Regions from separate parts of the Homo sapiens genome. Here region 2 is linked to region 1. Evidence: read pairs that join two places in POLR2A ChIA-PET (ENCODE). Cell type or tissue: Panc1. All regions are shown on one strand. Each heading gives the region's core, and the rest is flanking DNA. Links, peaks and the distances in the headings are about the cores only.

Evidence for each region. ChIA-PET counts read pairs that join two places held together with the same protein. Peaks named below come from ENCODE experiments on the same cell type or tissue, not always from the same donor. Only the 100,000 strongest peaks of a DNase experiment are listed, where the experiment ranks them.
Region 2: POLR2A ChIA-PET joins it to region 1 with 5 read pairs; 4 of 35 experiments call an interaction of 5 or more read pairs at or near these places.

The regions. Positions count from the first base shown.
Region 1 is chr6:53,339,676-53,345,061 of GRCh38, forward strand. All of the region lies in intron 1 of ELOVL5 (ELOVL fatty acid elongase 5), which reads right to left. Among named protein-coding and RNA genes, the nearest start is that of ELOVL5, 6.6 kb to the right of the region's middle. In Panc1, for the core only: no CTCF peak of the experiment used is centred there; no DNase peak of the experiment used is centred there; H3K27ac peaks cover 1,312 bases.
Region 2 is chr6:53,150,161-53,155,546 of GRCh38, forward strand. It overlaps the pseudogene RNU6-464P. Among named protein-coding and RNA genes, the nearest start is that of GCM1, 4.0 kb to the left of the region's middle. In Panc1, for the core only: a CTCF peak has its summit at 1,697 (motif pointing right); no DNase peak of the experiment used is centred there.

The DNA.
Region 1 (5,386 bases), core at 228-5,227:
CATAGCTAGACCTGTAACAGTATCACACATAAAATTATGGACAGTACATAATGCTTGATGCTGATGATAAAGAACTATGTCATTGGTTTATGTATTTGGTATACTATACTTTTTTATCATTAATTGAGTGTACACCTTCTAATTACATATTTTAAAAAGTTAACTATGAAACAGCTTCAGATAGGTCCTTCAGGAGGTATTCCAGAAGAAGGCATTGTTGTCATAGGAAATGACAGCTCATGTGTGTTACTGCTCCTACAGACCTTTCAGTGGGACAAGATGTGGAGATGGAAGACGGTGACATTGATGATCCTGCCCCTGTACAGACCTAGGCTAATGTGTATGTTTGTTTTAGTTTTTAACAAAAAAGTTTAAAAAACTTTAAAAGGAGAAAAAAAGCTTGAAGAATAAGGATACGAAGAAATAAAATATTTTTTTTGCAGCCATACAGCCTGTGTTTTAAGCTAAGTATTATTACAAAAGAGTAAAAAAGTTTAAAAAATTTATAAAATAGAAATGTTACAATAAGCTACAGTTTATGTATTAAGGAAGAAAAATATATATTAAAATAATACATATTTTTAAAAAAACTTTTATTATAAATAAGTAGAGATGGAGTCTTGTGATATTGCCCAGGCTGGTCTTAAATGCCTGGTCCCACCTCAACCTCACAAAGTGCTGAGATTACAGACATGAGCCACCACACCTAATCAAAAAATATTTTTTATAAACCTAATGTAGCCTAAGTATACAGTGTTTATAAAGTCTAGAGTGTACAGTAAAGTCCTAGGCCTTCACATTCACTCCCCACTCACTGACTTACCCAGAGCAACTTCCAGTCCTGCAAGCTCCATTCATGGCAAGTGCCCTACATAGTTGTATCATTTTTTATCTTTTATATTTTTACTATATCTTTTCTTCATTTAGATATACAGATACTTGCCACTGTGTTACAGCTAGCTACAGTATTCAGTACAGTAACTTGCTGTACAGGTTTGTAGCCTAGGAGCAATGTGGTATATCATATGCCCTATGTATGTGGTAACCATCTAGGTTTGTCTAAGTACACTCTATGATGAACACACAACAACAAAATTGCCTAAGAGTACATTTCTCAAAAAGTATTCCCATTGTCAAGCTATACATGACTTGTACGACTTGTACACCTGACTTACATTTTCACCCAAGGGAGATCAGGCAATCTGGAGATAGAGGCTCCCTAAAGAATGTGAGTGTCTTTCCCTCCCGTCTGCATTTCTCTGAGCGTATATACCTTGTAAATCAAACCAGATGGGGCTAGGACCGGGTAAGGAAACCAATGCTGGATGCCCTTGGCCAGTCATACTAATCCAGCCACACTAGACCAGTCAGGCTAGTGAACACTGACTCAACTGGGCTTTTGAACACTGATTTCTTACACTAACAATTGTAAGCTATTCAGTGTGTACGCTTCTGATTTTCCCCAAAAAAGAGGTTTAAGTTCAAAATATCTAAAATAAGGAGTAATGGAAGAAACAAACGGTCACCCTTTCAAGTATTGATCATAAATGTTATTCCCTATTAGCTTTCTTTATCTAAACCTTTATTTAGTTACTGTCAACAGAAGCTATATGTTGATTATACCGTCAGCCTCCCAGAATGTAACGATGAATAAGAAACTCAACCTTGTTTCCTCTCATGTATCTAAAGCTGCAAATACAAAGATCACTACTTAGGTCTGACAGGTGTACAGCACAGCAGGGTGGCCAAGATTAGAGTCTTTAAGCCAATCTGCCTGGGTTTGAATCCTGCCTCTGCCACCTACTAGCTGTGGATATTTGGACAAGTGACTTAACCTTTATCTTAGTTTCCTCATCTGTAAAATTGGGGTCCCTACCTCGTGGGCTTTTGTGAAGCCACAATGAATTAATACATGTTGAACACTTCAGAAAAGTGCCTATTATGTGGTACCAAGCAGCTATATTCAGTACCCATAGAACAGCTTTGTTCTCTTTAAAATTTGCAGAATATTCCGTTGCCCAGCTGTAGCATGATTTATTCTTTTCAAGGACATTTAGTCTACTAACTCTTCCAATCTTTTGCTATTAGAAACAATGCTTCAATAAACATCCTATATAACAGAGAGACGTTTTTACTATGCTAATTAAATTAAGTCAGTGCCCCACCTAACTTTCATGTACAATACTGATAGTTTTAATACCCTCCAAAGTAGGCACAGGATTATCACCTTCCAAGTTCTACATAGATTCTAGGGTCTCAAGGAGGTAGAGTGACTTACCTGCTGAAGCCCACGCAGCTGTTAAGTGGCAGAGGTGGAACCCCGCATAGGTGCAGGCTGCCAACCCAATCTGCTTCCCACAGCTGTCCTTACTTAAAAGAAGTACAGGAGGTATTCTTTTAAATGCACCTCAGATCCATCACAGAGATTAATATGCAGAAGTTCGGACAGAAGCAAACTCAAATTTTCACACAGATGCTTCTAACAAATACAGCTGATGGAGGCGTCAACGACTTCTGTAAATATTGAAGTATTATTTCTTCTGCCAAAGACTGAAGCAGAAGTACCCTGAATACTACCCCTAGGGAGATACATCACATTTCAAACTCCCCTGGAAGCAAATGAATAATTACTGAATTTGGTATCATGAGAACTATTCTTCAGGGAAGGAGAAATTCATAACACTCACTTTGTTGTAGCATTTGCTGTGCCAAGACCAAAGAGGAACAAGTACTACTCTGGGGTTCAGAAACTCATAAAACACAGACCTGAGTGGCCAATTCGCCAGCATGGCTTCAATTAGGTCTGTTCAGCATGGGCTTATAAGAGATTAATTCTGACAGGATGAAATTGTTGACATGAGGAAAAGGATGGGGTAAATGTGGAACTTAACAGAGATGGAACCTGTGCTCGCAAGAGGGTGCCTACCTAATATAACCATAAAGATTACAGTTTAAAATCACAGGTATATTTCAATAAAATTGTTATTCTCCCAATTAGAGAAAGCATGCCAGTATCAGCACTAAAAATCTTAAAATAAATCAGAAATTTTTCCCTAAATCCCAGTCAGCCAGCAGACATCAAATAAAAGGTAAAAAAGTCCAATCTAATAATAAGGAATACTAAGACATACTCATGCCTGAATGCAATTACAACTGTACTTCACACAGAACTGGCAGAAGAGGATGGAGGAGCAAGAGTGGGAATTTAGTCTTTCTAAAAGGTCACCAAGTATGAATATTTTAAATCCAGAGACTACACAATTCTAAAAGTGAATGCCTACAAGTCCACTAAAAATGTTACCATGGAGCAAACACGCCAGTGGGAACCAAAAAGGCTGGTAATAACATTTACGGGTTGAAACTGGGGTTGGTGGTGAGGGTTCCTATTGCAGAAACTGAAAATCAGGTCAGGATAGGCCAGAACATCTCCAGCAGTGATGTTTTAATCTCATAAAGAGAAAACCAGCAGCTTGCTGCTGCTGCTGCAATCTCCATCAACTGTTCTGACATTTTCCCTCCCTCCCTCCCTCCTTTCCTTCTTTCTTTATTTATTTTGGGACAGAGTCTGGCTCTGTCACCCAGGCCGGAGTGCAGTGGTGTAATCACGGCTCACTGTAACCTCCGCCTCCTGGACTGAAGTCATCCTCCCACCTCAGCCTCCCAAGGAGCTGGGACTACAGGCATGTACCACCACATCCAGCTAATTTTTGTATTTTTTGTACAGATGGGGTCTTGCCATATTGCCCAGGCTGGTTGCAAACTCCTGAGCTCAAATGATCTGCCCACCATGGCTTCCCAAAGTGCTGGGATTACAGGTGTGAGCCACCGTGCCCAGCCAACATCTACCTTTCTAAGATCTAAATGATCTCACTTTCATTCTCTATCCCTGGCCAAACAGAAACAAAACAAAAATAAAAAATAAAATTTGCTCTAGGCAAAAATGAAAATAAAATTTAATCTTTCATTTTAAAGGAAAAGAGACCAATGCTCAGAGTTGATTTTCTTCAAGTTAGGACAAGAAACCAAGGCAGCCAGATTCTATACAAGAATGAGGCACCCTACTTAAACAATCATGCCTTCCAATCTTCTCAAATTACTTCAGTTTTAATAAACACACAAACATGTATGTACTTTACTATAAACCTGTAACGTGAAGCTACATGTGTTTTAATAACTATCATGGGAGCAGAGGTAACCCAGCTGGTGGAAGAAGCCCAGAAGCCTGGCTCTGCCAGCATCTGGCTGCACCACCTTTGGTAACATTGGGGCTTTCCTTTTCTCACCAGGGAAAAGTGTAGGAGGCATCCCAATTCTGTAATATTAAAATGTGGAAAGTTACCTGCAGTGATTTTAAGATGCCACTGATTATAAGCTCCATCTCTACCCAGATGTGAAATGTGAAAAGCTGACAATAGATGAAATGTGGTAGAAACATGTTCTTGCAGAAAGGCAACCAAAAAAATAGCTAAGACAAAGGTTGGCCGTGAAGAGGAGGAATTGGAAGAAACAGCTAGTCTGGATATCTATCTAGGCTGTGGGGCTATTTCCATCTGATCACAAAGCTCCCTCTTCTCTTTGGAAGAGTATCCCTCCTCTTGCTGGCCCTCAAATCCAACTGGTCTTCAAGTCTTATCCTGGACACAGTCTCTCACAATTACCTCTCTCAAGTCTGTGCTCATGGCTGTGGCTTCAGGTCAGGCCTTTTCACTGCCCTGGCCATCTCTAACAAACCCACAACAATCCACCCTACACTCTAACAAGACTGTCTTTCTGGAGCACAGCACTCATAATGTCCTCATTCTTATTCAAAAGCTTATTGGTGGTATTCTACCAAACACCTTAGGAGACGGAGCAGGCCAGGGTGTCAAGGTGATCTGAGCTGGAATGCTTTGTGACCCCAAATCAAGTGTCTAAACTCTGGGCCTTTTTCCACCTGTAAAATGGGAATGCTGTAGCATCCATTAATAATAGAAATAAGTCCTTGTGAGGGGCTCAGTGCAAGGTCTGACATACAATAGCTCAGTAAGAGTTAGCCATTATTATTACATCAATAACTTGCCTTTCTCACCTTTTCTTCCACTCCTGCCTTCTAAACCAGCTTCTGCCAATTGTGCTATTTGCTTTTTGCCCAATGATTCCACACTCGCTTACTCTCCAAACTCCCTCTTGCCTAGAACGCATGTCCTCCTATTCCTGCCTATCAACTAAGAGTCCTTTACAAAATGTAAGGCTAAATTCTAATTTTAATTCAAGTCAATTTAGTTTAATCCAATCATCCATTCGGTCCTTAAAACAGACGCTGTAGCTGACTTCCTGTGTTCTGCAGGCCCTTCTTAAAGGTGAAGCAGCTAGCTGAGGAGATTTAACTTCACTTCCCTGGTTCTGG
Region 2 (5,386 bases), core at 216-5,215, 190 kb before region 1:
GATGAGAAGGCGAGAAGGCAAAAGGCTTGGAAAGCCTCATAGTTGCATTCGGCGGCCCCTAATAGATTTCTCATTCGTCTTTCAGTTCATGAACAAATTCCTTTCCTGCCTGAAGTTTAAGACCCTGCTTCATCTTTTTTTTTTTTTGAAACGGAGTTTTGCTCTTGTTGCCCAGGCTGGAGTGTAATTGCACTATCTCGGCTCACCACAACCTCTGCCTCCCGAGTTCAGGCGATTCTCCTGCCTCAGCCTCCTGAGTAGCTGGGATTACAGGCGCACACCACCACGCTCGGCTAATTTTGTATTTTTAGTAGAGATGGGGTTTCTCCATGTTGGTCAGGCTAGTCTTGAATTCCCGAACTCAGGTGATCCACCCGCCTCGGCCTCCCAAAGTGCTGGGATTACAGGCGTTAGCCACCACGCCTGACCAACCCTGCTTGATCTTATTGTACTTTATCTGGCCAGTCTTGGTCTCCTCTCTGTAATCCCTTTGTTGGTCAGGAGGACATTTCTCCATCCATCAGATACATTGTATCAGGACAAAGCCTAAAATTATGCCAGCTGGTGAAAGAGGATGTCTACAGGGTCTAGGTCCAGAATCACAAGCGGAGTAAAGAGTGGATTTAGTGTCGACAGGCAATAAGTCAATCACTGGCACACCTGTTGTGCTTATTCACTTACTTAGGTCTATTCTCTAGTGTATTTTTCACATCCATATATCTGAACCCTGTCTACCCTTCAGGATCCCCAAAATGCCACCTCCTTATGAGAGCTTCCCACACTATTCAAGAACACATGATTCCTCATTTCTGTGATGCTCTTTTGTTTCTTTTTTGAGACAAGGTCTTACTCTGTCACCCAGGCTGGAGCACAGTGGTGTGATTATGGCTCACTATGGTCTCGCTTTCCTGGGCTCAAGTGATCCTCCCGCCTCAGCATCCCAAGTAGCTGGGGCTACAGGTGCTCACCACCACGTCCCGCTAATTTTTGTATTTTTTGTAAAGATGGGACTTCACCATGTTGTCTAGGCTGGTCTTGAATTCCTGGGCTCAAGAAATCGCCTGCCTTGGCCTCCCAAATTGCCGGAACTACAGGTATGAGCCACGGTGCCTGGCCATGTTGAACTCTTAACTGTGAATTATATGCTGTCTTGTATCACTTGGATCTAACAGTGTTTTTAAATTACAAAATAAATTCATGATTTATAAAAAAGTCATATTCTCATCTCCCATAGGTTTCCACTGTTAACATGTCAGGCATGTCCTTTCAAACTTTTGTTTTCCCATATCTTTTTGTTCCCATATAGAACAAAAGATATTATTTTTATTTGCAATCCTATTTTACGTGATATTGCCTTTAGTTGTTTTGTTTTGTTTGTTTGGTTGATTGGTTTTGTTTTGCTTTTTTTGGAGATACGGTTTCCCTGTGTGGTCCAGGGTAGACTCAAACTCCTAGGTTCAAGTCATTCTCCCCACTGAGCCTCCCAAGCAGCTGGGACTCCAGGTGCCCGCCACCACATCAGGCTATTGCTTTTCATTGTTGATGAGTGTTGGTTCTGGCTCCCCAGTGAGGCTGCTAGTTCTTTCACGGCCAAGTTGGGATCTTCTACTTTCCCTCTCCTCATAGAAAGACTTGCTGAGTTTCCAGCAGCAACATCACAGCCATCCTTGTCCCAAGCACCAACCCTACTCGGACACAGGAGGGCGCTGAGAAGCTCTGCCTTCACACTCTGATAGAGGTGTGACATGATGTCCAGACTAGTAAGGGTATTTTTGCTTTCTTGAGGCCAAGGTCCCAACTTATTACCCAAATTCTCCTAATTGTTTTTGTTTTGTTTTGTTTTTTGACACAGGGTCTTGCTCTGTCCCCCAGACTGGAGTGCAGTGGCACAATCTCAGCTCACTGTAGCCTCCTCTTCCCAGGCTCAACCTATCCTCCCACCTCAGCCTCCCAAGTAGCTGGGACCACAGGCACATGCTACCACACTCAGCTAATTTTAAAAACTTTTTGTAGAGACAGGGTCTCACTGTGTTGCCAGGCTGGGCTCGAACTCCTGGGATCCAGTGATCCACTGCCTCAGCCTCCCAAAGTGCTGAGATTATAGGCGTGAGCCACCTTACCTGGCCAAATTCTCCTAATTGGATCTCTGTCATTGTTATTAATAACAATAATCATAGTAGCTTCCCTTGACTGCACATTTACAATGAATCAGGCGCCATGCTTAATCACCTGTCTGTATTATCACTCTTGATCCATACAGCATCCCTATCAGATAGATACTATTTTTATTATGCCTCCTTTGTGGAGAAGGAGATCAAGGCTCAGACAAATAGCTTTACACAGAAATGTAAGTAGCAGAGCTGGGGTAGAACTCAGAGACATGCCTGTTGACCACGGTACTGCATGAAGAGCCCTATGTGTTCAGCATCTGGAGTCTTTGTCTCCACTCCTATAAAATCTGAGTTCTACATCACTCTTTCCACCCTGTGCCTCCTCCCCTAGAGACAGGAATCCTGCCTTAAGCCAGGTGGCTAGAGGCCCTATTACTTGGTAACTGACCTCAACCACTAATGATTGGATTTCTCAGTATCTCTACTTTTGCATTCCCTGACACTCTGAGGCCTGCCTATTGAGATCATTCTGGTTTTTTTTTCATCAATAGTGGTGCTTTAGGCATTTTAAGCAGGATAATTATTTGGGTCAGACTGTCCCATGCACAGAATTCCCAGACGCAAGATGCCAGCAACATCCCAGTCACAATATCAACCATAACCCACACCTTCATATTTCTACATGTTCGGGAACCAGGGAGGGAGCAGTATTGTGCTGCCTTTGGTTTGGGGTGACCATGCCAGACTCTCAGGGCTGACAAGTTTGCCTAGACTATTGCCTGCGGTTTCCAATTCACAGCCTAAAAGATACCTTGTTCTACCTAATGGATGAACTTCTACACTTACAGTTCTATCCTTCTGGTATCTACCCTATCTAGTTTCAGCCATTTGCCCAGTTCTTCTACTGTGGACTTTTTTTTTTTTTTTCAAGACAGAGTCTTGCTCTGTCACTCAGGCTGGAGTGCAGTGGCGCAATCTCGGCTCACTGCAACCTCCGTCTCCCGGGTTCAAGCGATTCTTGTGCCTCAGCCTCCTGAGTAGCTGGGGCTACAGGCGCATGCCACCACGCCCAGCTAATTTTTGTATATTTAGTAGAGATGGGGATTCGTCATGTTGTCCAGGCTGGTCTCGAACTCCTGACCTCAGGTGATCCACCCACCTCAGCCTCCCAAAGTGCTGGGATTACAAGCGTGAGCCACTGTGCCCAGCCATTCTATTGTGGACTTTTATTTATCATTTATTATGTATCCGGCATTTTTCCAAACATTTAGTTCTCACAACCACTTCATGAAATTAATATAAATTTTTAGTTGTTGTACATATTTGCTGGGTACATATGATATTTTGGCTACATGCATAGAATGTGTAATGATCAAGTCAGAGAATTTGGGGTGTCCCTCACCTTGAGTATTTACTGTTTCACATGTTGGGAGTATTTCAAGTCCTCTCTTCTAGCTATTTTGCAACATACAATACATTGTTATTAACTATAGTCATCGTACTCTGCTACTGAATATATTAAGAAATATATGGAATGCTTCACTGACTTGCATGCCATCCTTGTACAGAAGCCATGCTAACCTTCTCCATATCATTCCAATTTTAGCGTATGTGCTAAAGGGAGTACTGGTATTATTAAGCTATATAAGTATGAAATTAGTATAAGGAAACCGAGGCACAGAGAGGTAAAGTAGCTTGATGTTTACAAGGTGGTGTAACCAAACTTTTGGCATCAGCAAATTGACATAGGTCAAAGGAAAAATATGAACTGGAGAAGAATGATGTTAAAAGTCATTTCCTTCGTGGGAGAGTATGTCTATCTAACATTCTGATCCCTTCTGGTGTCAACATTCCCCTGCCTCCTTACCTCACCATTTTTTAGGAAATTGCCTTTCCCCCAAGGCTGTCCATTAGAACGTTCTGTCCCTTCTGACATAGAGCCTGACCTACTCAGTCTTTCCCTGGAATTTTCCAAATTAGAGGTGGAGGAATTGCTCTTTCATCTCAGATGCCAAATTGTAAGCCTGACCTCAGTCTTGCTGATGGTCATCTCTGCTGCACATGGCAGAATCTGAGAGAATGGAGACAAGAGATGAGCGATGGAAAAAGGAAGGAAGGAGGGAGCACTGAACATAGCCAAGCCCGAGGCCAGCTCCAATCCTCTCTGTTCCAGTTATGTGACCCAACAAATATCTTTTATGCTTTCATTCCTTGGAATTGGGTATCTCCAACTTACCCCTATGAGAGATCTACTAACACACTTCCCACCCTCCTAATCTAGGTAAGCCTACATCTCACGCAGATTTCAAAGTAAAACACTCTCCTTTTCATTGATACTTCAATGAAAGGAAGTGGGCATCAAAAGTGACTTCTCTGACACTGCTTAAAATTGGAAAATTTTCTGTCGTGTCTCACTGGAATCAATGTGCAGGACACAGGGAATAGTCATTGTAGGCCTCAGTTTACACCTACCCAGCACGCGCAGTTGCTAAAGCAGGTAATCAAATCACTTTTCTGTGTTGTGTAAAACTGAACTTTGAATTTTTCCTTTAGGGTTTCTCAATTTGGAAGCCATTCATGGCTCTCATGCGGAGTTTCTACAAGTTCTGTATTTACTTCAGTGCTCAAGACCAAACTGCATCATCTTAAATTGGATGCTGAGCTGTATCTGTTCTGAGAAACAAGAAGTGTTCTCTTTCTAAATCTCTGGGCAGACAAGACAAGCCTGGATGACTGTTAAAATCCCTAGATGATTGTGGGAATGTTCCTGGATGTCATGGTCCTCTTTGGAAAATATTGTGAAACTTTAAAATACGTAATTATAAGACTTGAAAACTGTTTTACCAATAGAAACTATGACTAACATATGTATATGCAACATCAGAATCATGAACCATGAACCCAAGAGTCAACCCCAAAAAAGGAAAACATAAAAAACAAGCTCCCAAATTCACAGTGGTAGATTATTTCCAATTTCCTGTAAATACTTGGCTGTCCTTTTGTTTTGTGCTAAAAGGCAAAAAATGGGGTGTCCTATAAGTTAATAAAAATGCAGCTAAAAGCAGAATTGATTCCATTTCTTAAATAATTTTACAAACTGGGAAATCAACAACAACTTTTTAAAACTTAAAAACCATGACCAAACAAAGCTGGAATGTGATCCTACCATTTCCATGAGGCAGTAAGCTACCCCACCCTGGCTATTTTTCATACAAATATTATTTATGCTAAAATATAATGGGTTGAGCTGGGCGCAGTGGCTCACGCCTATAATC